Regions from separate parts of the Homo sapiens genome. Here all the other regions are linked to region 3. Evidence: chromatin loops called from intact Hi-C (ENCODE). Cell type or tissue: GM12878. All regions are shown on one strand. Each heading gives the region's core, and the rest is flanking DNA. Links, peaks and the distances in the headings are about the cores only. Region 1 overlaps DLGAP1 (DLG associated protein 1). Region 2 overlaps DLGAP1 (DLG associated protein 1). Region 3 has its middle 180 kb from the start of DLGAP1.

Region 1 (7,635 bases), core at 871-5,870, 400 kb after region 3:
AGTCTGATATTGATGTTCCAGAAACCTATTAAAAGACTTACTTTCTTAGGAATCTATGTCATCTTCTTTTTTCTCATTTTCTTTCTAATATCTTTATTTTGATTGTATTTTCCTCTAGCAGTGTATTTGGTAAATAAAGTTAAGGCATTATAGTGGTCATTCTTACTGATAAATTATACCTACTAGATTTTAATGCATAAATATAGATGTAATAAGATGCATTATCAAGGCTATAAGGAAAACTACAAGTAAGAAAATTCTTCACATTTTTTTAAATTTAAAAAATGCATATAAACACTGTGGAAACTATGTAAACAGTAATTATTCACTGGGATTTCCTGGCCTATTAAAAACAACTATTTGAATCTGAAAACCAGTTTGCATTTCAGTAAAGGACTATTTGGTTAATTGACAATTCCTAACACAACAAGTAAATTACAAGACAAAGGAAATGTCTCTTTGGAGGACTAACTTGACATGCTTGAAAGACTAAGAAGATGAAAAAAGAGGTTTAAATAAACAAACAGGGCATGGAAAAGGAGGATAAAAGATATGGGGAGGAAATTATATTAAGTAGGTCCTAATGGATTCAATGTGGATTTGCAGACTCATATCCAGATTGAAAAATACTCTTGAAGTTGGACCAACTTGGACAATCTGCACTGAGAAAAGTAGTAATCTCTCTTTGTAAACCTTCCAAATAAATATTATTTTAGATTCTGTTTCTGAAAATATCCATCAACACACAGGCAACTAAGGAGGCCTGTATAGTTTGATTTTAAATCGAAGACACTTTGTTTAGCATCTCATTTGAGGAAACGGGTGTTGAGATGCTACAATTTAGTTGTGGCTCCAGAGCCACTTACCCTGAATATCACATGAATGTGGGCTAATTTTTATAATGTGAGACTATTTTTTAAAGCAGTATTTGGTACCACTTCCATACGAAAAAAAGAAGAAATCAATTTTTATAGTTTTCTTTTTATTTAGGGACCTTCTGAGTACATAACTAAAAAACTGCAGACTAAAAGCTGATCATTCTCAGCAGGTAAAATTGCTTATTCAATACTTTAATGACCCAAAACTTCTAAACAAAAGATTTTCTTCTTTCTTCAGTTCCTTTGTTTAAAAAACCTAGAATTCATCAAATAAATGATGAAAAAAACTAATTTTTTTTAAATGATGTCAATTATCCCTTTAGGATTTAGGAGATAGATCAAAACACAGTCCTTCACACATCTCATGCTTGATGACATTGTAAAGCTGAAGATTTGAAAAGTGCAAATGTGATAGATTCTCTCAGTTGCTATTTTGGTAACTTCTCCTTGGCAACCATAAGATATGAATTAAATCTTGCAATCAGAGCTGCTGTACGGTATAGACTGTGATACCAACAGCACTCTCTGAAGTTGTGCACTGCACAACACTCCCAGCATCACATAGTGGCCCACTTTGACTATTGCCTACTCAGTGATAAAGTCTACCACAGATGATCTGAGTTATAGTTCTCAAATTTTGATGTTCATGCAAATTATGTGAAAAGTTTTTATTGATGATTTTTCCTGTATTCTACTTCTTCAGACATTATAATTCAATAATTTGGGGTGGAGAGGGGCATTTTTCAAATTCACCTTATTGAAAAGTAATTCCAAGTAATTTGGATGCAGGTGGTCCACAGATTACTCTTGGAGAGATCTTTGCCTAAAGGGCACCCATTTCTAATAATATGAAAGCAGCTCCTATTGCCAGCTCATTTGCTTTCAGTAACCTGAAAGGGTAGTTACATATTTTGATTAGAATTAATAGTGCTGCTATACATATATAATCCCTCATTATCTTGTATCATCATGTTCATATTTACTGAATAAAACTTCTCAGCAAGTAGTTACTGAGTAAGTTTTTTGAAGGAAGGATACCAAAAATCGAGAGTGAAAAAGAGGTATTATTTCTCAAAACTTCTACGGTGTATTTACATAGTTAAAAAATTTCAACACTGAGACGTCTTTTCTGCTTCTATTTAATTAAAGGAGAACACAATTCATCAAAATGTTGTCAAGAAGTTGTCAAATTGACTTAAATTAAAAAGCTAGCTTTATGCTTTCTGATGATCTAAGTAACTTCAGATATCAGGCTTTTTTATTCTATGTATCAGGGATATAAACCTGACCTTGGGTTTTCAGTAGAAAATAGTTTGGAATGTCTATTTAGATTGGGGTCATAATTCACAGAAGTTCTTCTAAGAACGTTTACAGATACCATCTCATTTAACTCACAATATTTTGAAGAAAATAGCATTATCTTTTATAATTGATGAAACAGAGAGGAAGCCTACCTTGTACAAATAGAAATACAAATTGAGCATCCCAAATCCAAAAATCTGACATCTAAAATGCTCCAAAATCCAAAACATTTTGGGCACCAACAGGATGCTTAAAAGAAATGCTTACTGGAGCATTATGGATTTCAGATTTTTGAATTTGGGATGCTCAACCAGGATGCTATACCTGAAATACTTTAAATGGCATATGGCATCTACAGATTTTTCTTCAGGTAAGAGATTTAACGGAATGTTTCACTTGGCATGTATGATAATATTGCATCATAATATTTTTATTATAGCTTTACAACTCATAACTCATTTGGCAGTAGTCATGATCAGTGATATGAAATAATTACAAAGTGATTCATGTTAACATAACTTAGTTTAAGTTCAATAATTCCCGCTGTCACTGGAGCCATTTGTACATATTGAATTTAATCTACTCATAACTCAGGCAAAAATTGCTTCCTTTTTTTTTTTCTTTATAAATGGAGTCTTTTAGGGCCTCTTGCTGAAAAAAGAAACTAACTCTGGATAACATAAGCAAGCAAGAATGTATTAGAAGGATCTTGAGGAAACTAACAAATTTGAAGAGAGGGCCGCAGAGTCAGTCTCAGAAAAGGCAGGAACCTGGACTTTCCAGAGCTGTGGGTGGCAGGAACAGTGTGGCTGAACCACTCAACCCCCGTCCTTCCCCAGAATCAAGGCATTAACCCTGACCGTTTTTTCTGTCTTTCATTTCTCCACTCAGTTGAAAATCCTAACAAAAGGAGGCTTCAGGGTCTCCGTTAGCTTCTAGGACTTATCATCATACCAAGACTGCGCCCACTGGAGGAAGGGAAATTCCCCAAAAAGAACTAGGTATACTGCTGAGAAAGGGAATGAATATTACTAGCAAACAACAACAAGTATAAATTTAGAGTTTCCAGTGCAGGATCTACAGGTGTATCCTGTCCTTCAGATCACAAATAGGCAAGGACCGAAGCTTCAGATAGCGTGGTAATTAATTGGCGAGTTCAGGATTAGTAACAGAAAGGCACACACAGTCATTTCCCGACTTCCCTCTGTCCTAACACTGAGCTACTCGATAGCTTCAGACAGTGAACTCTGAGAAGAGTGGAGAAAGCACAGTCTTGACTAAACCCCTAATGTTCTATGTCAGGGTGAATATGCCTGAACCAGAAGGAGCAGGGGAGACGTGACTCATTTATTTAGTTTTCAAGGGTAGGAGAACTGTTTATATGTTTTTCCCATGCTAAATTGTGCCACGAAGCACATCTCTTTAACTGCTCAATAAATGTTTGCTAAATTAAAATGAAGGAATAAGAATAGAAGACCTATATGCAAACAATTGGTTATTCAATATTCTGGCGACTGGTAGAGACATGGCCTTACATGTTTGTAAATCAGCTAGAAAAGACAATTGCGCAGTTATTATTTTATTTTATCTAGTAGAAGCCACCTCGCTTAAGATAAATATCAGTGAAAGTAGCTCAACATGGGGAATAAACAACATTGCATTAAAGCATTAAGATAACTCATTTAAGGGAGGGAAAAAAATATTTATAAAACTTAAAGAGTCTAAGCTATAAAGTGCAGCTTGTAAATTAGGGTGTCACTTTTGACTGATGTTTGAAGATATTGGTTCAGTATAAGGCAGTGGCACATAAGTGAACAAATTCCTAAGCGTTGTGAGGAAGAGGTGTAAAAGCACAAGGAAAATGATTGCAATCTCCTTCTACCACACCGTGCTTCAGTGGCACATTTACTAGGTGCAGTTTGCACACTATCCTTCCAAGAGACATAATGGACTTGATGAAGACCCAGCGAAAGGAATGTTAAATGACTAAAGGAATTATGGCACTTCTACTGATAATCATTACAATTATGTCCAACACTGCTTTAGTCCTTACTGTATGTAATCCATGTGGGAGTTCATTTTCATGTACTTACTGATTGAAACCTCACAAAATCCTATGAGGCAGGTAATATTATTTTATCCTCATTTTACAGATAAAGTTAACAAGGATCAGAGGCTTTAAATGGCTTGCCCAAGTCAGAAAACTAAGTGGCTGAGGCAAGATTTGAACCCAGGCAATCTGGTCCTAAAGTTCCTGCTACATGAAGATAGAGAAAAAACATTGAGGCCAGGCATGGTGGCTCATGCCTGTAATCCCAGCACTTTGGAAGGCTAAGGCAGGCGGATCACCTGAGGTCAGGCATTAGAGACCAGCCTGGCCAACTTGGCCAAACCCCGTCTCTACTAAAAATACAAAAATTAGCCAGGCATGGTGGCGCATGCCTGCAATCCCAGCTACTAGGGAGGCTGAGGCAGGAGAATTGCTTGAACCCGGGAGGCGGAGGTTGCAGTGAGCCAAGATCATGCCACTGCACTCCAGCATGGGCAACAGAGTGAGACTCCGTCTCAAAAAAAAAAAAAAAAAAAAAAAAGACATTGAAATTGAAATTTATAAAACTGTAAACCATGTTGACAGACATAACTTGGGTTTATCTTTTATTTCTCAAAACACTGAAAATGGGTTGTATTTTCAATCAAATAAGAGAAAGTGTTCATTTAAGCAGTGCTGGCAAAAACAAATGAACAAAGAAATTTTTATGTAACACATTATTCCAAATGGTGCTAGGAATTAAAAAAACAGCAGGTTCAAACAAAGCTTAGATAATTTCATGGATTATAGCTTGATTTGCAGAGTAACTGCTATTTTACAGGCCAACATGAGCAATTCCCAAGTGGTTCATATGATGTTACTCTCACGATGTCTCCTCTGGCCCCCAGTTACCCCTCACATTTGAGGGGAGGGAGTGCAGCAAGCTCAGTGCTTCCCCAGTTTTCTCCATTGAATATATGCACTTTTTGAATTTTTAAAATCAAACAATTTTTCTAAAATTCAACTTAATAAGTGGTTAATGGGTGTCCACTATGTGGTGGGCCCGTGAGGGTACAAAATGAATGTGTCATTCTTCTAATTTGAAGGAGTGCTTCACCAAGGGACAGAAGAATATGTGCTTCCAATAAGCTGGAAAACAGGTTTGAGTAGGGTGTTCGAAGAGAGACAAAAATATTGTGGGTAAGCTCAGAAAAGGGAACAACCCTGACTGGGCAGAAGTCAGGAAGCTTCACAAATGAAGTAAAGTCATCTCTGAAATTTTCTTTTTCTTCCCATATCAAGAAAGAGAAGGGGAGAACAAGGGAGGGGAGGAAGGAAGGAAGATTTAAACACAAAGTTCAGGGTTCACGTGCACATCCTTTTTTTATGACATGCCTTTCTTTTACTTCTTTTAAACTATTCTTTTAGATTTGTTTTCGTGAATAAGTAAAACAGGAAAAAAAGAACGTCAGCATCTATCCAAATTGCCGTGAGTTGAAATGGGTGTAGTGAGAGTTGATGCTGAGACTTGTAGAGAGTTGACATAGTATATAATTACTACAGTTATCTGAGTGGCACTAAATTTGTTCACCTGTCATTCTTCTAGTGGTATATATTTGCTAAAATATGATTCAAAGAAGTGTTATTGTTTTTATAATTTGAAGAACAAAAGGCCTGTATTATATAAAATATTTTCCATTTAATATATTCTTTCTATAAAAGTTAAAAATCCAAAGAAATCTTTCAAAGTAAATTATTGTTCTCAGAAGGAAGGGTAGAAGAGTTTATACATTTGAAATTAAATTGGCTGGGTGCATAACTAAGAACATATTGAAAATGTACAGCACTTGAACCCTGCTGTGTTATCATCATAGTGAATCACAAGTTTTGCTTGGTTACTGTCAAATGGAAATAGAAATTAAATTTAAACAGAGCTTATTAAGACTTGTTAGTCTGAAGAGCACTTCATCAGCTTTAAAGTGTATGTAAGTGTCATGGCTAATTAAAATTGAGTTTTAGTGCAACTAACATAATTTTCTGTCTTAAAAATATGCTATCTGGGAACCTCTCCAGTACTTTGTCAAGATGTTCTTGGTACCATTATTAGTAATCATTAGGGACCATTATAGTTAATGTCTATTTGACCTTCCATCCAAGAAACTAAAAAAAAAAAAAAAATAGCAAAAAAGAAACTTTACATGGCTTGTGTTTGGAGGACAGTTCTTTGGTGTCATTTTTTATAGATGACTGGAATTTTGCTCAAACTGAGTCAGAAGTGAAAATTAAGATATTTAAATATTGAAATCATGCTTCTCAAAATATTTTAAAAACGTATGATGTAGTATAGCATGACAGGAGGAAAATAGAATACATTTGTATTATGTTTATTTGTATTAAAATAAGTATAGGAATAAAGAAATGGTAATGGACTGTGAATAATCAAAATAAAGTTGAAATACTTTCTCAGATCCCCTGTGATGTTATCTGTTTCCTATACAGCTTTCTATCTCCATCAAAAAGTATCTTTTATCTCCAATTAAAAACTAATTGATCTCTGAGGGGGTTTTAACATATGCGCATATTCCTTGATAATACTCCCTCCAGGAGGTGAAGCTTAATTCCCTTCCCTTTGAGTGTTGGCCAAACTTAATGACTTCCTTCTAACAAATAAAGCATGGAAAAGGAGAAACAGTAACTTTACAGTAGAGAGAGCCAGCATACAACATCGTAACCAGGCCGAGGTTAACAATAACAGTGATAAATCATGTTGATATAATGTACCCTGTGATATTATGTGATGAGAAGGCACCTCACCTCTGAGGTAATCTCCCCCTAAATCCATAACTCCAGCCTATTAGTGAGAAAAATATCAGACAATCTCAAACTGAAAGACCTTATGCAAAACATCTGACCAGTAAGCTTTAAAATGTACAATTTTTAAGGTCATGAAAGACAAGGAAATACTAAGGAATTGCCACAGATTAGAAGAGACTAAGGAGACACAATAACAAACTTCAATCTGTTTTCTGGCTTAGATCGGGGCCAGGGATAGAACATAAGTGGGAATACTGGGGAAATAAGTAAAATCTATAGTTTAGGTCATAACTCCGTACCAGCATTTCCTAGTTTTTGATCATTGTGATTTGATCATGTAGAATGTTAACATGAGGGGAAGATGGATGAAAGGTATGGGAGACTGTGCCAATTTTTCAACCTTTTATAAATCTAAAATAATTTTAAAATAAAACATTTTAAAACTAACAAATTCATGAGCAGTCATGATTCTCCTCATTACTCAGTAGCTAAGCTTCAAGGTGGTCCCTATAATCTTGACTTCTGTGTTCCCACACTTGTGTGGTTTCCTTTGAGAGCTGACCTGTGTACAAGATTTCTGCAGAAGTGAGGGTCTGTGGTTTCTAAGGCTAG
Region 2 (7,635 bases), core at 935-5,934, 320 kb after region 3:
GTTTGCAAATATTTTCTCCCAATCTGAGTTGTTTCTGCAGTCTCTCGTTTCCTTCTCCATGCAGTAGCTTTTTCCTTTTTTTTTTTTTTTTTTTTTTTTTCTGTGCCCAGGCTGGAGTGCAGTGGCACAAACTCAGCTTACTGCAATCTCCGCCTCCCGGGTTCATGCCAGTCTCCTGTCTCAGCCTCCTGAGTAACTGGGACTACAGGCGCCCGCCAAAACGCCTGGCTAATTTTTGTATTTTTTCGTAGAGACGGAGTTTCACCATGTTAGCCAGGATGGTCTCGATTTCCTGACCTCGTGATCCACCTGCCTCGGCCTCCCAAAGTGCTGGGATTACACGCGTGAGCCACCACGTCTGGCCTCTATGCAGTAGCTTTTTACTTTGATACAATCCTATTTGTCTATTTTTATTTTTGTTGCTTGTACTTTCAGAGAGTGATATCCAAAAATAATTGCCCAGATTACTGTTGTGGAGCTTTCCCCCTATGTTTTCTTCTAGCAGTTCTACAATTTCAGGTCTTACGTTTAAGTATTTAATCCATTTTAGTTTATTTTTATATATGGTTTGTGATAAAGAATCCAGTTTTATTCTTCTGCATGTGGATATCTACTTGGGTTCCCAACATCATTAAGTGAAAAGACTGACCTTTTTTCATTATGTATTCTTGGCACCTTTGTTGGAAAGCAATTAACTGTAAATGTGTGAGTTTATTTCTGACCTCTCCTATTCCACTCCCTTTGTTGATGGTTCTCTTCTTATGCCAGTACTATGCTGTTTTTATTATTATAGTTTTGTAATGCTTTTCCCTTTTTCTTTCTTTCTTTTTTTTTCTTTTTTTCTGAGATGGAGCCTTGCTCTGTTGCCGAGGCTGGAGTGCAATGGCATAGTCTTGGTTCACTGCAACCTCAGCCTCCCGGGTTCAAGCCATTCTCATGCCTCAGCCTCCCATGTAGCTGGGATTACTGGTTCCCCCCACCACACCTGGATAAATTTTGTATTTTTAGTAGAGACAGGGTTTCACCACGTTGACCAGGCTGGTCTCGAACTCCTGAGACCTCATGTGATCCACCCCCCTAGGCCTCCCAAACTGCTGAGTTTACAGGCGTGAACCACCCTCACCCAGCCTGTAATATATTTTGAAGTCAGGTAGTAGGATGCCACCAGCTTTGTTCTTTTTGCTTGAGACAACATCTGGCCTCATGCAAAAAGAAAATATTTATAAAAATTGTTTCAAGGTGTACGCTTAATTTACTTCTCCTGCCTCATTTTGTTACATAATACCTAGAAACAAGAAATGTCTTAACTGATAAAATATAGTAAGTTCTTGTAGCCATTTCTAAAGTCTTATTATTTTGTATTATTTAACCGAATTGGTTTAGTATTTGTTTCAGATGGTCTGCTCTGAATTTTCTAGGAGTGTTCAAAGCCTGTTTTCAGTATCTGCATGGATACTTGAATTCTGGAAATCATTGCTGTCTGTATAGTTGGATTTTAATGTGAATAGGATCTGTGGGGTGGGGACTACTTTTAAGTTGGAAGTTGCTAGAGATAAACTTTCCAGTACTATGTGAAGCCACTCTGGTGTTTTTCACTGTAGTAGAGAATAAATGACAAACTACCCTCATGCTCAGACTTGAAGCTGTTGAGTGATTTTCTGTAGTTACATTCTTTGTCAATGATTGAGTACTTTTACTATGATCATAAAATCTAGTAACAGGTGAAATAATAATGATGCTGTATCATAATACTTGTAATTAATGTTTTATGGCTAAGTCAGATTGATTCTGTGTAAATCATTTCCACTAACTCATTTTATGTTAGCATTAATCTTACATATTTATAAATTTACAGTGAACATTAGGTGCTGACAATATCCAGGAGTCTCTCATCTCAGTCTGCATATGGAAAATGATGTTTTTGTTATCTGCAGGAGACTGCAGAGTCCTCAAACTAAGAGATGAGAAAAAGGGGATTAATAACAGCACTTTCAAAATATTTTTCTTTTATAAATGATGACGAAGTTAATAAATATTTTTCATTTGCACTTAGAGATATTTACTCAAAAATGTCTATTTTTCCATCCTGAAATTCTGGAATTAAAAGTGTTATGAAGGTTATTTTAATATCAGTGCCCAGAAAGGCTTTATTAAATTCCACAATACACAATAAATACTAGGGCACTATTGGCCTTTGGTAATTTTTCATTTTCATTAAACGTCTCAGAATTGTGAAGTATTCTTTTTTAATCTTACGGGTTTTCTTTTTGCATTGGTATTGTGTGTGTGTGTGTGTGTGTGTGTGTGTGTGTGTGTGTGTGTGTGTAAAATTGTAATTAGGGTTTCCACCACAGATGTTTTAAAGCTTGGAAAGGGCAACTTTAATTCCTTATGCATGAGGGCAAGAGTGAATTAAAATCAGAGCTTTTGATTGTGTTTACAGGAGAGTGAATGAGGGGACTCAGGCACATTGATTATACAGTTCCGTGTTTCACATCTTGCCTGTTGGCTTTCTGTATTTGCCTCCCACTCAGTTTTGCTACTGCTTTGGCTAAGAAGAGAGTCACAGTGTACTGTGGGGCTGTGTTAAAGAGAACAAGAGATTATAACTCATGAGACAATGACAGAATATATCATTTATAGAGCTCTAATAAAAAATAAATATATTTAATTCAAATAACTTTAAAAAGTAACTCCAATTTACCTGTTCAGCTTGAGTGCATCTAGAAACAAAAAGGGAACTCATCAAATGGGCATCTTTTTCCATATTTGGAGTTGTTATGGTCACTTCCCTTAGCCCACCAGCTAAAATGACGCAAGCAGCTGTGAAAATCGTGGGAGGAAGAAACAGAGAATGAGCAGTTAAACAGTATCTCACTCTGTCTTTCTCATAATTGCCTCCTTTCAAAGCATGATGTTTAGGGGGAAATGCCCCTAGGACCTTCTACTCTGCTCTCATTACCTTTCTGAATGGCATTCTTCTGAAATTTAATTAACATTGGATTATTAAATTCTCACAAGAAGGTTATAATAGCAAAGACAAGGTTGGAGGGAGAATGGAGGGGAGACAAGTGATGGATGGGGTTCCCTCCCAGAGTGGGAGGGCTGAGACCCCAGAATGAGTGGTTGGAGAGGCCTCAGAATTGAGGAGAGAAGAGGCAAATGTGTATATGAAGGAATGAGGGAGGCTGGAATTTCCTCTAAATATTGCTGAGTCCTATTCCCAAAATTCAAATGTGATTTTCCTGTTTAGAAACTTTCAGTGACTATTGCCTAAGCCAGATGGGGATTTAATGACACAAAATGCCAATCAGTCTCATCTCTTACTAGTTTTTCATTCTCACTTTAGTACTGTCCCTTGAAATGCTGAATCCTGGGCACAGTAAGTAGATTTGAGCCTTTTCAACAACCGACTTCTCTGCCTCTGTTCTTGTCAATTTTTATGAAAATCTTCTGGACCCACTTAAAATGTCTCCACCTTTCTATATCATTCTACAATAGTCATCTTCAAGAATTAAAGTTAATTTCTCCTCCCAGGATCCCCCTTCTGATTATTAATATGACCCTAATGGAGCTTGTCTCATATACTAGTTGTATTTGTTTGGTCCCCAAACTAGACTGAGTACTCCTTTGTTCAGCCCTCATGTTGTTTAGCATAATTAGACATCCACTAAATGTTTAAATTAGGATATACAGAAGAAAATAATTTAGGACAATATAATCGCTAAAAATCAAAGCATGAAGGGCTACATAAGATAGTGTTACTGTTCTTTTGTTCCAGAGGTGATACATTTATAAATTTTTAAACTGTTACCACAGAGGTAGCTCTTAGTAAAACAAGTATATGCTAGGAATTTTGTTTTAAAAAAGCCATAGATATATCTTTTTAAACTAATTTATTTTTTACCTCACAGATAACAATTGTATTTATTTATGGTGTGAAACATGATGCTTTGATATATGTATACATTGTGGAATGGCTAAATCAAACTAATTAAAATATCCGTTACCTCACACTGTTATAATTTTTTGTGTTATGAAAACATTTTAGAATCCATTCTCATAGCAACATTTAGGTATATAATACATTGTTATGAACCATAGTCACCTTGTTGTACAATAGATCTTTTGAACATATTCCTCCTATCCAACTGAAATTTTGTGTCTTTAAATGAAAACATCTACATTGTCTTAACCAGAAGCCCTGTAAAATGTTTTTGATATTAATAATGATAAACATATGACAACTTCAGTACCTGGATCTAAAAGATTATTTTCAGTGTAATGCCCTTATTTAAACAGATGAGTACACTGAGTTTTTTTATTGAAATATGGTGACATATGATGCACATTCTTAATGAAGTTGCAAATAGAAAATGACATTTTCTGAAAAATAAATAAAGGAGACCTTGCTATCCCTGATTTCTTTTTCTCAAGATGGAACTCCTGCATCGACTCCAGAAAAGCCTTTGTGTGTATATCCTACCAATTCTTGCCCCGATCTGTTCTTTCATGCATTAGAAGGAATTCCAAGCAGGTCCACATTGTAAGCAAAGGCTTAATGCATTGTTCTAGATTCAGCCTGCACTTGAATTGGTCTTTGATTTTTATATCATGTTACAACTTTCAGATTTCCTACCGTTTTTCAAGCAGGGCAGCTTCATGGTTTAACAGCTCACATCTTAATAATTCTTATTCTCTATACGTATTTGTAAATTTTGCCGTGTCAAGCAATAGAAATGCACTGAATTTTCTTTCAAGCTATGAATGGTGAAGCCACAGAGGAATGTTTTAGTGATGCTGGAAATAAAAAGTTTTCTGGGAAGTATTTGAGCCATTTGCCATATTTGGGTATTATGGTATGTCTTTCTTTTTTAATATCACTTTCTCATAGCTGGGAAATATTTCTTTTAAAAGGAAAGCTTTTATGGCCAGGCATGGTGGCTCATGCCTGTAGTCCCAGCACTTTGAGAGGCTGAGAAGGCCTGGCCAACATGGTGAAACCCTGTCTCTTCTTAAAATACAAAAATTATCTGGGCGTGATGGTACGCGCCTGTAATCCCAGCTACTCAGGAGGCTGAGGCCGGAGAATCGTTTGAACCCACGAGGCGGAGGTTGCAGTGAGCCGAGATCACACCACTGCACTCACATTCTGGCCGACAGAGTGAGATTCTGTCTCAAAAAGAGAGAGAAAGAAAAGGAAAGCTTTTAGCTCTTTTTATATATTTTACTTGTTGTTCTATAACTGCCCAATGGCAATAGCTGTTAAGGTTTGTGTTTGATCATCCTGGGGATCAAGTTCCAATTATGCTTCAGCTCTATGCCTTTCTTCCCCATCCTGTATCTGCACTTGAGATTCGAGAGGAAAACAAAAGAGATACTTAAATAGAAACAAGTTTCTGGGTGAATAGGGAGTATGCAAACTTTTTAATATCTGAATTCAGTGAAACAGTTATTCATGAAAGAGTGACTGTACAGCCCTGGAAAACATATGTTTCCTTCAATCCTTTCACTGCTAACTTCAGAAACAGAAAATAGAGCAAGAAGTACACTCCTTTATTGTGACAGTGTACAAGAAACTACATGGAATAGAATTTCAAAGGTAATTCTATGTCATGATACCTTAAAATTATCATGGATCTGATTTTTTTCTATGTCATGACCTGTCAGGTGGTACTAGCGTAGCAAACATGTTACAAGTCCAGCTCAGTGAGCAGAACATATCATTTGAAAAAGATGGTAATAGATGAAGAATTAAATAAGCCGGTGAATGTGTCAGTAACAAGGATGTGACGGCCCTACATGAATAGGTGTCCCAACAGGTGGTAAAACCATACAGTGAGGAATCTAAGGTCATCAGTAGGACTGTGAACATGGATGTGAAATAGGAAGGCATCCAGCGCTCTCCTTTCCCCCCTACATTTTCACATTTTGCGTGGAAATATTAAAACCTGACCTGATTTCAAAATAGGCCAGTGACATCTCTGCTGGTGGTATCTCATGTCTAGGGTATCTCCAGCAGGGACCTCACCAGTAGACCTGGGTGTAGGTCATGAGGGAAGGAGGACAGAAGCAGAGGAGGGACTGCTGGTAGAAAAAGCCAACGAAACCCCTAAATTCCTGCAAGGTCGGGGGCAACCGCAAATTGATGTCCCTATCCTAAATAAGCTGGAGAGCTCAGCAGGGATATGGACATGGGAAAAAATTATAAATCTAGTGGCCAAATTGTGGCATACAGTCAGTAACCGGACTCAGGAAGAGATTGATCCTGCTAATTTAATCACATCGGGGCACAGTACAGTGTGAGAACAAAGTGTCAAGTGTTCAGTTCGACGGCCTTAAATCCTCCCTGCACATAGTCAGGATATGGCTGCAACCATGCAGAGAGAATGTAGAGTGGCAGGAAACTGTACAGAGGCCAACACTGTTCTCAGAGGCCTCCATCATTGTTGTCTTCTGTGCTTGGGGTGCCCTCTACTCTTACATGTCTCTCCAGGGCACACGTGGAGCCATAGGAGAGGACCGTGGTTTTCTGGGATATCTCTGAGTAAGACTGTGTCAGAGTGGCAGTTTCATTGAAGCAGGCTTGCTAACTACAACTGTGCCACCCGACCCTGCCTGATTCCCATCTTCCCCATCAAACATGTGACAGCACTTTCTACAGGATGGAGAGTAAGAGGTAGAGCCACTTGTTTTCTATAGTGTACGGCTGTGCATGGCAACCAGAACTTGTGGTGTTTTCGTATGCAATATAGAGTTTAAACAGTTAATAGGCGGTTACTGTCATTATTACTTTCAGCCTACACGATGCCATGTAACACACGGATCAATAGGCATTAGCAGCTCAAAGTTAATGAGAGAGGTTTAGGGAAGAATTTTATGATGGATCCAGTTGGGCTTAAGAAATAGGCTTCTGGTTTCCCTTTTAGTCCATCATATTTTCAACTAGTAGTTAAAGAAGGCATAGATAGCAATGAAACCAGATTGTACAAAAAAATTCATTCTTAGTTCTGTTTGTGTTTATACCTTATGTTTTTCTTTGTGTTTATAGCAAGAACCTGTGGTACAGTTTTTGATAAATTTTTAATAGTGATAAAACCCAACCGTCCTATGAACTCCTTAGGCCATCTCATGGGAAAACCATCAGTTCAGCCATTCATTCAATCAGTATTTTTTGAGCACTTACTATGTGCTGAATATTGTGCTTTTTCACTCATTTCTGCTTCAGAGTCAAAAAAATTACTATGATGTATCATGCAAATGTTAGAGGCAAATAATCTGAATATTTAGGAAGTATATTTCAAAAGTTTGTGTAATTTTACCAGTCTTTAAAATATCTGATACCTGGGCTGAATTAGCTTTCATTAGTTTAAGTTTGCAAAACACTGTATTTCAAAATTAATTGACCTTCAGACTAATTTAGAAGGGATAATTGTAATGAATTTGGTAATTATAAGCATAATAAATTGCATTCAATGTATAATACTTAAAAGATTGTAACTTTTTACTTGTCTACTTCTAGAAAGCAATTGAGGTAATTTAGAGTTTTGAAAGTTATATAAGTCAATATAATTTGAGAGTGGTTAAAATATAAATCAAAAGCTAATTAGCAGGAGAAAGGGAATTGCCAGGTAC
Region 3 (7,635 bases), core at 1,045-6,044:
TTAACAATGATTTTATGAATTTAGCATTGAAACATTCTCCAGGATCCAACCCTGGTCTTTGTTACATTGTATCATTTTGAATACCTTCCCAGTTCTCAAGACTATATATTTTAGATGCAAAGTTCCCATTCTTGTGAATACACTGCGCCTCAGGTGATTTTTCATTGCTTTCCAGGAAAGCTGTAAAAATTACTGAAGTTATTTTTGAGCCAAATAACACTTAAAGGCATCCTTCACATGTCTAAGTCACTCACATTTGTCACTGATTTCAGAGTTCCTTTTAGGTTAGGTCCATTCTGTTAGAATGTAGATGAACAAGAACAAAGTTGCATGGGCAAAGGTGAGAAGAAGGAAAAAGAACTGTCATTTAAATTGCTTTCTTAACCTACTGCTTGATAAATTCTCTTTTTTTTTTTTTTTGGAGTACAGTGTTGCTATCATACACCACTTACATTTTAGTCAGGGACTGAAATAAAAGAGTGAAGAGATCCCAGAATAGAGTGTGAGCCATTTTTTTGAAATGCCTTGGAGTAATTTTCATAATACCCTAGAACACAGCTTCACGGATGTTTTTGACATCTGGGATGACAGGAACCAGATAAAGATGCTTGCCTTTCAGACTTTGCTAAAGTGATTGCTTTCCCTAAAGGAAATCCCTAAGGAGATATCATCCTGGTAATGACCATAATGAGGTGCAGCACCCAATTACCCGAAACCATAGATTCTGAAGGGCTTGACTCTTCCTCTGCAGAGGCACTGCCAGCATCGGCTCAGCAGAATGGGAGACTTGAGCAGTGCATAACAAGCGCAATGGTTGTTACCATTGGCCATTCAGTCCTCTAGGCAGGGTGACAGCCACAAAGCAAGCTGTATTTATCATTGCTAGAATTAGTCCAAGCCTCCAGGGTTAGCTTGCTTCTGTTCTAACATTACCAGGGGTCAGCAGCTGCAGAAGCAGAGGGTCAATTTGCTAAGCCTTGTTTTTCTATCACGATGGCAGAGATAAATGCCATGAAGTACATGAATGAATTCTGGGGACTCCCCTTCTCAAGATCTTTCCTGCAGGCTTTATGCCAATTATATTCATTTGGCAAATAAGCAGCTCTGGAGAAAGATTCCGGTACTGTCAGGCAGTTTAGGACTACACTTATAGATCATTTAGCTAAATCTCTCATTTTGTGGGTGAGATGAAGAGCAGTTGTGTACCCTTGGCCAAGTCTGCATGACCTACTCTACGAAGAACCCGGATGGTTTAACTACCTAAATGAAAAAAAAAAAAAAAAAAAAATATATATATATATATATATATATATATATACCACACACTTTCTATGCTTTAGTGTGATTTTGGATGGCATGGGGCAGAGAGGGTGTCTCAGTCAGCTTGGGCTGTCATAACAAAATACCATAGAGTAGGTGGATTAAACAACAGGAATTCATTTCTCATGGTTTTGGAAGTTGAAAGTCCAAGATCAAGGGGCCAGAAGGGTCAGTGTCTGGTGAGGGCTCTTTTCTTAGGTAACAGACAGCTGCCTTCTTGTGTCCTCAGGCAGCTGGAGAGAGAAAGCAAGCTCTCTAGTGTTTCTTCTTTCTTATAAGGGCATTAATCCCTTCGTGGGGGCTCTACCCTCATGACCTTATCTAAAACGAATTACTTCTCAAAAATCCCATCTGCAAATACCATCACATTGGAGCTTAGAACTTCCACATATGAATTTGTTGGGGACATAATTCAGTCCATAGCAGGGGGAGAGGAACAGTTTCGGGACATGGGCCTCTCGGAAATGGACAGACCTGGGATGAAGAATCTTTGGATTATTACAAAGTGGTATGACAATGCTAGTTGGGTCAGGGGCTGCCAAGAGGGAGGAAACTATCCCAGGTAGTTTGACAACATGTAGGCAAAATTCATGATTTGATTTTGAACCTGACAGAAACCACTGCTCCACTTCACAGGGAACAGCAGGTGTACATGCAGCTGATGTCTGTCTGTGCTGGCACCTGCCTATGGTCACAGCTTTTTAATGGCATTGAAATTAGCAACTCTCTTCTTTCTGCATCCTGCTACATCTCCCAATATTGATTACCTTTAATTAAAATGGATATTAATTTCCTCTTAATATGACAATATCTCCAACTTATTTTATTCACCTTTCTCTCAACCTCATATAATACATGAAATGCTTTCTTTTCAGAGCTGTGCAGAATTCCCTGGAGGACAGCAACCAGTACCCCATTGTGCTAACCACAAAGGAACCCAATGAGGTAGCTGGTGGCTATGGTACAATTAGCATCAGCTAGGAATTCCCCTCGGGCTCCTTCCCTCCCTTTCATCTCCCTTTAATCTTTCTGTAGCTCCTGCCAATGGCCTTTTTTGGGGGGTCTATGTTTGCTCCTTCTCTGCCCTACTTTTTATCTCGTACACTGCAGTCAATGTTAGCACACTCTTATTTTCATTATTTGAAGCTGTCCAAGCATTCATATCTGGATTCAGTCTGGCATTTGAAAGAAATATAATGGTTTCCAAAGTCATGGTTATCATGTGATACAGATAGACATCTGCATATGCCAGGAATCTTAAAGACTACTCCTCAAATACATTTGTCATAATTTGTAGAAAATGTCACTGATAAGCATCTTCCAAACGTGCTTTTCTGGTTACTTGTAGCTTTTGTTATCGCTTATAATTCAGATAAGCTAGGTACTAGTTTATTTTGTGAAAGCGTAAGGATCCAGACAAAAAGTGTCATTGGTTTTAAGTTGTCCTGATGTTAATTCTACATACATCACTATAAACACTAGATTACCAATTTGTTCTTTTTGTGTCATTGTTAAAGTCTGCTCAATGACTCACCATGAAATCCCCTCAAAATTATCCAAATTTGGCTTCTTGGCTGTTTCCTTTTTGAGTTAAATAACCACCTAGGTCACTGCAAGTCTCTACTAATTATACACAAGAACATCTGTTCTTTAGTCAGACACAACTCCTCCCAGTTTGGCATTGACCACTCTCGTTTCGGGCTGCTTCTCTTGCATGGCAAGAGTCAGCTTATGCAAAGCATCATCACTGCTCCCACAATTAAGAATTGCCTGTGGCCGACCTCTTACTTGTGGGTCCCAGATAATTGTTAAAATGATAATAAACTCTCAACCAGTGAAGAACTGAGATAGAACATTAGATAGGACAGCTGGGAGTTCCCCTTGGGTTCCTCCCTCTCTTAATCTTTTTGTAGCTCCTGCCAGAGGAAACCAAATAAGATGCTGCCTGGAAAATGATCAATGTGGAGTCTGCAGAATAGCAGACTGATGCAATATAAAAAAGAGATAATTTCACAGCCTGTTTTTTAAAGTATAGTGATACTGGCTGTGGGGATGGCAGCATTTATTCATTCAATCAATATTTACTGAGTGTCCACCATCTGTTAGGCACGGGGCTAGGTGCTGAGAATAAAGCTGTGAAGAAACTAAAAAACAAAATAAAACAAATCCCAAAGAGCAGAGAATACTTCTCACTGTCAAATGTTTGTGGCATGCTTTTAGTACTACCCATAGAATTTGTGTTAAAATAGACTCTAGAGAACTCAAAGGCAAAGTAACAAAATGAAGGAAAGCACAGGCTGCTTGATTTTACGCTCTGTTGCTTACTATATGTAAATTTTGGGGCCTTACTTTCCTAATCTGCAAAATAAGGATATTAATTTGCGTGCCTCATAGAATCCTGTCATAATTGTGTCATAATTAAGCTAGTTAATACAGATAAGTATCCTAAATAGTGGCTGACATATAGTAAGTGTTCAATAAAATCAGGTAAAATCTAATTCAGAGATACGCTGTGATGAAAAGGATCCTATGCAATGTGTGAGTTCAATGGGAAAGATTGTCATGCTTGATTAGTAATGCTTGCCGCAAACAGCATGGTGAGTGGCGGTGCGTACGCCACTTATACATCTTCTCTGCTCTGCCCCTCACCTTACAGATGAAGCTGAAATCCAGAAAGATTAAGACATATAACTAAAATGACACGCCTAATTAGTAACAAAGCTGGAACTATAATTTACATTGCTATGCTAATTTTTGTAGACCTATAAATCATTTAATATAGGCAAAGAGATGATTTTCAGACAAGGCTACACAAATAATTTTTCAAATAAGGAAGGGAAAATCTCTACCATGTATATACATGATATCAATATCCAGAGGAACTAAGAAGAGAGTAGTTAATCTGACTTGCTGGATTTACACATTTTAGAGATGAGTTCCAATATTTAACTATTGAGCATGTTCTCTACCTGTTGCATTATTTTTCCTTTATCAAGGCTTTTAAAAATAACTGTTTAAATTCAACCTAAAGTCATTTTCATCCACTTTTCCATGATATCGTGAAATTTTTCTCAAGCGATATGCATAGGAACTTTTGGGGTCATAACGACGTGCACAAACCGGTTGGTTCTAATGGTTAGGTTTACTTATATAAGCTGGCAGCCTTGACAGCACACACTATTTTTGTTGTTTCAAATTACAGCGTATTTAGTAATAGGTCTAGGTAGAAAATTAAATGACCCCATTAAACCTAGTCACTGAATCTTTATCTATTCCTGTGTTCACAAAATAAATAGTTTTTTCTTTCTTTGTAGCTGGGGAAATTAAGACACAGAAAAGTGAATTTTCTGTGAAATGAGCCGTAAGAAGCAGAAGCAAACCCATGAGAACAGGCTTCTCCTCCTGTGTGTTAGCTGTGCAGCCTCTTATCAGTTGCCCTACATTTTACTCTTGGCAGAGAACATGGGGAATCCATGGGTGAACGCTTGTAAGGCAAAGTGTTATGTCTCTTTGTTTCAGAGACAACGAAAAATTGTACAATATAGTGTTGTCAATATGTGAAGCTAAGCTTTTTTAGCTGTAGTATGCTAATAGAGCTGACACTATCAGGTACATAGTGGGTGCCAATAAATTGCTATGAAATTAAAATTAATAAGGAATGCTATATTTAAAAGATGAACAGACACACACATTTGTACTTCACTGAGAAGTAATGAACAGCCACCCCATATCCAAGACCCATGGGATTTATTAATTCATGCAGGGATAGGTATTTCATGAACACACATAGGTTGGTGCAAACGTAATTGTGGGTTTTGCCATTTAAAAGTAAAGGCAAAACCTGCACTTACATTTGTACCAACCTAATATAAATACACACACACTCACAAGCAGAGGGTGTTCTGTCTCATAGCAGAAATTCTACATAAAATAAAATCGTACTAAATGATAATGTAAGCATTTCAATAACTAGGTAGAAAAAATAACAGAAGTGAATTATTAAATAGTTTCTCTATTGCTCACAACTTCACAAGAGATAGAAGCATGAATACTCGGACAATGACAACAAAATCTCCAAAGCCTTATATAGCTAGTGTTACTGCTGTTTTTGTCTTTCTTGCATAGATTTCCAAACATCCTCCCCAGTTTACTTTAGGAGAATTATCTTTCCCCGCATTTTGTATGGTTTTGAAGGGAGGCTCATTCCATGTGTCCACTGCCTATGGGTGTAATGAGGCGTCACTGGGAGTGGCTTGTGAGAGCAGCTGAACTACTCAGAATCTCTCTCGTGGGATGCTGCAGTGAGTGACACACTCATCTTGCAGTGGCAACGTGCCAATGGTGGCTTGTCCTGTTGCTGCCTTTGAGACAGCCCTGTTTCCTGCTTCCTGAGTCTTGTTCATTGACCAGTTTCCAAGCTAAATCTGGCAGTTTCCTCTATTTTGTTAACATCTTAATGAGGTATGATAAACATACAATACAGTGCACATATTTTAAATATGCATTTTATAAGTTCTGACATATAGACACTCGTGGAACCATCACAGCAATCAGTATCCATCTTCCCCAAAGTTTTGTTGCACCCTGTGTTGACTCCCTGGTCTCCTAGTTCCAGGCAACCACTGCTCTGCTCGATGTCACTTTTTGTTATTTTCCATGTGATCTGCTCTCTGCCTTTTTGATTATTTTGCATGTGCTGAAATTATTTAATCTGCTTTTTGATCATTTTGCATCTGATCTGCTCTCTGTCACTTCTGTGTATTTTGCATGTGCTGAAATCTTGTATGAATAGAATCATACAATATGAGTGTGTTTTTCTCTTTCTTCTTTTACTCAATATAAGCATTTTGAAATCCATCCATGTTTTGGTGTGTGTCTGTAGTTTATTCCTTTTTATTGCTGGGTATGATACTATTGTATAAATACATAATAGTTTGTTTATACATTCGCCTGTTGATAGAAATTTGGATTTTTATTTCAAGTTTTAGGATATTAAAAATGAAGTTGTTATGATCGTTTATGGACTACATTTTATACAGGCACGTGCTTTCGTTTCTCTTGGATAAATACCTACGAATGGAATGGCTACATCATATGGTATGTCTGTTTTTTAAAAATTTAAAACCAGCCTAATTGTTTTCCAAAATGGTTGTGCTGTTTACATTCCCACCAGCAGTATACAAAAGTTCCAGGTCCTCACAGCTTTCCCAATACTTGGTATGGTTAATCTTATTAACTTTAGCCAGTCTACAAAGTGTACAAGGTTGACTCATTGTGGTTTTAATTTGAATTGATATAATGACTAATAATGTTGAGTATATTTTATGTGCTTATCCTCCCATATATTATTCTTTAAGGAGTGCCTGTTCAAATCATTGTCCCATTTTTTTATTGGGTTATGGGGTTTTTAGGGTTTTGAGTTCTGTATATATTCTGGGTAGAAGTTTGGCTTTTTTCAAATTAAATATATGATTTGCAAAGACTTTCTTACAGCTTGTGCCTTTTTACTCTGTTAAGTGTCTAAAGTAAAAGTTTTTACTTTTGATTAACTCCAGTTTAGCAAGTATTCTTCTCTTTTGAAACATTTATTTGTATTTATTTATTTTTTATAATTTAATTATAGGCTTATACAATTTAATTTGTATTGATACATAATAGATGTCCATATTTTCAAGGTACATGTGATCATTTGATACATTCATATAATCAAATTGGGGTAATTGAGGTATTCATCACCTTAAATATTTATCTTTTCTGTATGCTAGGAACATTTGAATTATTCTCTTCTATGTGTTTGAAATGTACAATAGATTAATGTTAACTATAGCCGCCCTATTGATACATTGAACACCAGTTCTTATTTCTTCTATCAAACACTATATGTGTAACCATTAATCAACCTCTCTTTATTCATCTCTTTTCCCTACCCTTCCTGGTATCTGGTAACCATCAATCTATTCTCTATCTTCATGAAATCCACATTTTTAGCTCCCACATGTAAGAACATGTGATAATTGTCTTTCACTTAACATAATGACCTCCAGTTTTATTTGTGTTGCTGCAAATAATAGGATTTCATTCTTTTTATGGCTGAGTAATATTCCCTTTTATGTATGTGCCACAGTTTCTATATCCATTTGTCCATCAATAGACACATTTTGCCTATTGTGAATAGTGCTGCAATAATCATGGGAGTGTGTTTATCTCTTCAATAGATTGATTTCTTTTCTTTTGGATATATACCAAGTAGTAGAATTTCTGGATCACATGTAGTTTTATTTTTAGTTTTTGAGGAACCTCCATACCATTATCCGT

The links. Hi-C counts contacts between places; a loop is a spot of excess contacts. Peaks named below come from ENCODE experiments on the same cell type or tissue, not always from the same donor. Only the 100,000 strongest peaks of a DNase experiment are listed, where the experiment ranks them.
Region 1: it touches region 3 in a loop (2.3-fold over the local background); 1 of 110 quality-filtered maps calls a loop at or near these places.
Region 2: it touches region 3 in a loop (14-fold over the local background); 1 of 110 quality-filtered maps calls a loop at or near these places.

The regions. Positions count from the first base shown.
Region 1 is chr18:4,232,856-4,240,490 of GRCh38, reverse strand. The region is part of intron 1 of DLGAP1 (DLG associated protein 1); the gene reads left to right. Among named protein-coding and RNA genes, the nearest start is that of DLGAP1-AS5, 28 kb to the left of the region's middle. RefSeq lists an enhancer at 6,175-7,092. In GM12878, for the core only: no CTCF peak of the experiment used is centred there; a DNase peak (open chromatin) is centred at 3,361.
Region 2 is chr18:4,315,409-4,323,043 of GRCh38, reverse strand. The region is part of intron 1 of DLGAP1 (DLG associated protein 1); the gene reads left to right. Among named protein-coding and RNA genes, the nearest start is that of DLGAP1-AS5, 55 kb to the right of the region's middle. In GM12878, for the core only: no CTCF peak of the experiment used is centred there; a DNase peak (open chromatin) is centred at 2,833.
Region 3 is chr18:4,635,153-4,642,787 of GRCh38, reverse strand. No RefSeq gene overlaps it. Among named protein-coding and RNA genes, the nearest start is that of DLGAP1, 180 kb to the right of the region's middle. In GM12878, for the core only: no CTCF peak of the experiment used is centred there; DNase peaks (open chromatin) are centred at 2,277, 3,007 and 5,628; H3K27ac peaks cover 1,262 bases.